Regions from separate parts of the Mus musculus genome. Here region 1 is linked to region 2. Evidence: chromatin contacts called from ENCODE POLR2A ChIA-PET data. All regions are on one chromosome and are shown on one strand. The core of a region is the stretch at or near the end of the contact, and the rest is flanking DNA. Distances in the headings are between cores, read along the strand shown. Region 1 has its middle 20 kb from the start of Gm39782. Region 2 holds the start of Ntmt1 (N-terminal Xaa-Pro-Lys N-methyltransferase 1).

Evidence for each region. ChIA-PET counts read pairs that join two places held with the same protein, here RNA polymerase II (POLR2A).
Region 1: POLR2A ChIA-PET joins it to region 2 with 11 read pairs in Patski. The contact joins the enhancer-like site here to the promoter of Ntmt1 in region 2. POLR2A ChIA-PET finds 5 or more read pairs at or near these places in 4 of 5 experiments (Patski and embryonic stem cell).

Annotation. Positions count from the first base shown.
Region 1 is chr2:30,742,746-30,745,541 of GRCm38, reverse strand. No RefSeq gene overlaps it. Among named protein-coding and RNA genes, the nearest start is that of Gm39782, 20 kb to the right of the region's middle. Within about 2 kb of position 1,365, at least 2 of the 3 ENCODE cell types and tissues checked have a DNase peak (open chromatin) inside an H3K27ac peak, as active enhancers do.
Region 2 is chr2:30,806,476-30,809,290 of GRCm38, reverse strand. Ntmt1 (N-terminal Xaa-Pro-Lys N-methyltransferase 1) reads right to left here and starts at 1,323. Exons shown (of 4, transcript NM_170592.3): 1 at 1,208-1,323.

The sequences.
Region 1 (2,796 bases), core at 116-2,615, 64 kb after region 2:
TTTGTTTTAATTAAAAAATTATTATTTTATGTGTATGAGTGTTTTGGTTGCATGTATGTCTCTGTGCTGATTTTGTGCCTGGTGCCTGAGGAAGCCAGAAGAAGGTGTTGGATCCTTTGGAACTGGAGATATAGATATTTTTTGTCACCATGTGGGTGCTGAGAATTAAACTTGAGTCCTCTGGAAGAGCTGACAGTCTGTCTGTCTGTCTATCTCTCTCTGGGGGTGTTGTTTCGTATAAGAGAGAGTAGGTATGTGGTATATGCACATGTGTGCACAGGTACAGGACATGGAGTATCTCACTCTGTCTATCATTCTTTGTTTTATTCTCTTGAGACAGGATCTCTCACTGAGACTGGAGCTAGGCTGGCTTACAGCCAGCTCCATTGAAGCCGTGAGTTCAAGTTCCAGCTACTCACATCAGGAGGCTCACAACCATCTGCATATCTGTCTCTAGGGCATCTGGTACCTCTTCTGGATTCCATGGGTATCTGCACACACATGTGCACACGAGCACACACACACACACACACACACACACACATACACACACAAATAAATAAATAAATAAATCTTCATAGTAATAACATACACTGCACTCTAGGGGCTGGAGAGGTGACTAGAGTGGGTGGGTGGGGGTGTAAAGCTTGGGATGTCAGCAAGAGAACCTGAGTTAGGATCCCAGCACCCATGTAGAAGCCAGACACAAACTGTTATTGACTGTTATGTCTTCAGCTGTTTTAACTCTGTCTATCTATGATCTATCCAACTGTCTGTCTATCGTGTCTAACTTTGCAGCTCTAGGAATCCTAGTGATAGGCGAGCTCTGATCACTGAGGTCTGCTCCCTATCCACCCAAACCTCTTCTCTGGTCTCCAGCTCTTGGCTGTACCACTTAGGTTCCTGGAGCAGTCTTTGGGTGGTTTTGCAGCTGGGTCCCAGGTATGGCCATCTTTGTTTTGCAATCTTCCCTTTGTGAGTTCACTTGTGGGGGAGGAGGTATCTCTGGGAACCCCCGAGTAAGGCCAAGGTTTCAGTTTTCTGAGTCTGTGCACTGTTTATGCCCAGAGTCTAACGATCCTTTTGTGTGTTAAATTCTTCCTTTGGGCATCTCCAGGGCAGTGTGAGGAGTAGAGTCTAAATTTAAAATCTAAACCCCTGGGGGCCAAGACTTTCCAAGTCTCCAGGGCAGTTTTGTTTCTTCAGACCTTGGCAGTGGCCCCCAAACTAAGGCTTCCGGGTGCCTGCTCTGACTGTGTGGCTCTGCAGGTCTAGCTCTGAGTGGGCGTCACTTGCCACCTTTCTAGTCCCCACAGGGACTTGTAAACTCCAGTCCCCAAGCCAGCGCGGCCAGCGGCTGGCCCAGGCCCTCCCCCGCTGCAGCGATGCCGGCTCTGCATTCCTGCCTGGCTTTCAGCTTCTTTGTGGAGATCCCTAGGGAGTTCCCGGCCTTTCTCGCAAGCTCAGCCATGCATTTAAAAGGGTGTTTGTTATATTTTCCCGGCTACCGTTCCCAACCAGCACTTGTAGCGAAGGGGTTTTCTAAGCCATTGCCAGAGATGGAAGCCCTGTTTTTTTGTTTTTGTTGTTGTTAAAAACAAAAAAACAAAAAAAACCCCTCAGTATCTTTGTATCTCTGTATTTCCCAGCCCAGAGGACCCAGAGAAGCCCTGTGCATTTGGAGGAAACAGACCTGAACTTCTTGTTTTTAACCTACTTGGTAGTTTAGCCAGAGTCCTGGAGCAGCCCTGGCTCTGAGGACTTGTCTGGGATGGAGCCCTGGGCCACACTCATGCTGGGCATGGCCCAGGGTACCAGCTGTGATACACCCCAGCGACAGCTACCATTTCTGTACCTACATCTGTGTCCTCTCCCTCTCCCTGTCCCTCCCCCTTCCCCCTCTTCCTCTCCCTCTTTGAGACAAGGTCTCACTGTGCAATCCTGGCTGACCTGAAACATGCTATGTAAGCTCTGTAGACCAGATGACCAAAACTCAAAAAGGTTTGCCTGCCTCTGCCTCCCCAGTGCTAGGGTTAAAGGTGTAACATTTCTTTATGTGTGCCCAGGCCACGGGGAGTATGTGGAGGCCAGAGGACAATCTGTGGGTGTTGTTTCTGTTGGGGAGAACCACCCACATTCCAGAACCGCATGCTCTCCCAGGCCACTTTCAGTGACTCAGCGCCAGTGGCCACACCATCATCAGCTGCCAAATGTGACACATTTCCACTGTCCCACAGCATTCTCCCTGTGTGCCTGTGCTGTAACCTTCATAAGGCCCTTGCTTTCATGGCCTGTCCCTTGTCATTGCCATTCAGGGGCAGCCCCCCCCAATAAATCTCTCCAATGAGGGCTGGTGCATGGTTGGATTTTTCTGAATTCCTTGGCCCTCTGATCGCCACAAAAACCCTTACATTGGTGCCTGGGACTTGGATAGGGATCTCCTGGACCCCACCTTGAGCTCTGTGAGTGTGTGTGTGTGTGTGTGTGTGTGTGTGTGTGTGTGTGTGAGAGAGAGAGAGAGAGAGAGAGAGCTGCCCTGGATGCTATCCCTTTTCTGCAGTCCATCTGCAATAGATCCACCTTCGATAGCTCACCTATCGCTGGGCAACCCATCCACCTATGGTAATTGCTAAGTTTCCTCTTTGGTCCTACAAACACTTGCTTACCTGAATCCAAGGGCAAGACTATTGAGCATGTAGCATCCCTCTGGTGTTTGTGGAGGCGGAAGTCCCCCTAACCATGATCTCTAAGGCTACGGTTGGCCCTTTCTCTTGGGAAAGCTTTCACATTTAACTT
Region 2 (2,815 bases), core at 74-2,573:
TGTAGACCAGGCTGGCCTTGAACTCAGAAATCCGCCTGCCTCTGCCTCCCAAGTGCTGGGATTAAAGGTGTGCAGCACCACTGCCCGGCAATAAATAAATCTTTAAAAAAAATCTTAAAACACAATTTTTCTCTCTGTCTTTCTGTCTGGTTTTTGAAATAGGGTTTCTCTGTGTAGCCTTGACTGTCCTAGAACTCATTCTGTAGACCAGGTTGGCCTCAAACCCAGAGATCCACCTGCCTCTGCCTCCTGGATGCTGGGATTAGAGGCGTGTGCCACCTCTGCCTAGTTCAAACATAGTTAAAAAGATCAAGTAAGGAAAACGTGTTAAAACCTCCAAATCACACAGACCCTGGTAAAGCTGGAGCCCACCTATGAGATCATGTGGCCTTTGGTCAGTCCAGAAGATGCAAACACAAGCTCCGGGTACACCCAGAACCACACACCTGCAGACTCTGACCTTTTGATTATGTGGCTCTGGCCTTCAGGAAAGCATCCCCCCTCCCCCCAACACACACACAAGCACACACACAGGAAAGCCAGCTTAAGGAAACGATGTGCCTTAAAACAGCACTTGGGAAAGGACCAAAAGTTAGGAGAGGATTTAGGCTTCTCACTTAGACCCCAGTCACTGAGTGCCCCACCCCATACATCATTGTCATCAGTTACAGCACCTGTCCTAGGCCCTTATCAAAAGGATTAAAGACCAAAATGATCACACAGTTGGTGGAGCAGCAAAGCCTGGAGCATCTGGAAAAGATGGCAGGCAGCCTTGCAGAAGAGAGGCTGACCTTGGCCTCAAGGGCTCATGACAGTAACGATGTTGGCCAGAGCTGGAGGCAGTTAAACGTGATGGCAACCCGTGCAACCAAGCACTTAACTGCGAGGACTTGAGCCAAGCACGGCGCCGATTCCACACACCAACCTTGCAGTGGCTGCTTTCCTTATCTCAGAGGGGAAACTGAGGACTGGAAAGTGATGTACGGGCGCGAGTGAAGATACGTCTTGCCAGCCTCCACCAACGTGGCTTCCTCCAACCCAATCCGTGGTCACCAGAGTCCCTGCCCAGGTCTGATCGGTGAACCTCCATGGGACGTGCACGTGGGCCAGGGCCAGGCCCAGGTCACTTGACGACGGGGCCTCACCGCTTCAGGCAGTTGGGGTGAGCACCTCCCTCCTCCCTGGCCGCGTCCCTCGCGATACTTACCTGGGTCGGGGCTCCAGGGACCCGAGAGAAAAGGACGGGTTGAGAAGGAGGCTGGCAAAGACCGTAGCCCACAGCAGCCGCCACCACTCTACCGGACCAGACACCTCGCGGCCTCTGCCTTTGTCCGCACACGTCACTTCCCCGAGCCTGGAGGGGGCTGGACTCAAGATCGCTCCGCCCCGAGGCCAGTTCACTCCGCCCCAAGACTAGCTCATCCCTCTCCACAGACAGATAGCCCCTCCCCAGGGCCAGATCGCCGCGTCCCACAGGCAGCTCACGTCCAGATCGTCCCTCCCCCACAGCCAACTCCGCCCTCTCCAGGGCCTGCTCACACCTCTCCACGCCCCCACAGCCAACCCCGCTCCACGGCCTGCTCACTCGACACGCCCAGAACTTCTCTCCGCGCGACTAACTCGCCCCTCCCCACGCCCAGCTCGCCCAAACACAAGACCAGCTAGTTCCGCCCCACGGCCAATTCGCCCCTCCCCATCGCTACCTCGCTTGTCCCCGAGGCCAGTTCACCCCGCCCCCTGGCCAGATCGCCGCACTCCAAGGTTTGATCGCCCTATTCTTCGGCCAGATCGCCTTTTCCTTCGGGATCCTAACCCAGTTTTTTGCCTACGCGCAGGGACTTCATGATGAAGGATCCACAGCTGATATCTCACACACTTGAGGGTGTAGCTCTTTTAAGACAAGAGTCCAACTGAGTTCTGGCCGTAAACTTCAGGATCCTTCTGCATCATCGACGTGGTTGCTGGGGTTACAGGCACGCGCCTCCATGCGCCACAAGGCTGGATTCTTAAAAACCAACATCATGAGAGTTTTCCACCCTAAAAGGAGAATTAAGCCGGGCGTTGTTGGCGCACGCCTTTAATCTCAGCACTCGGGAGGCAGAGGCAGGCGGATTTCGAGGCCAACCTGGTCTACAAAGTGAGTTCCAGGACAGCCAGGGCTATACAGAGAAACCCTGTCGGGGGGGGGGGGGGAGGAGGATTAAAAGCCATTGTTGCTCAAATCCACCCATGCCCACTAGTATATTAAAATAATATATCAACCCAGGAAAGAGAACAGGAAAGAAAGGCTTTGACAGAGGTAAGGATTGCCAGGCCAAATAAAGCAGAAATCTAGAAGTTTGCCCTCCTGAGGACCGCCCTTCCCTATCCACTCAGACAATCTGCACCGGGTCTTGAAGGAAAGATGAGCTTGCTGCATGCAAACCCCCTCTAACCGCCTCGGAGTTCTAAGTTGCCTCTTCTAACTGGTGGATGTAATGATTCAGCTACAATACTCTGAGGGTTAAATTTGTGGGATTTGCGAGTTTAGGCTAGAGTCTAGTGGGGCTTGCAGGCAATGAAGGTTATCATAATAAGTATTTTTGCCTTAAGCTCACCTCTGTTGGCTGACACACCGGCTGTTAGACATACTTGTCATGCCTCCTGGGCTCTGCATTACAGTAGGTGCTTAAAGTTGTGTTTTGCTTTTACTTATTCTTTTTTTTTTTTTTTTCCTTTTCTGGATCAGTGCCTTGCTAGGTAACCCAGGATGGCCTGAAACTCACAGTGATCCTCCTGCCTTTGAAATGCTGGGATTGAAAGAATGCACTACCAC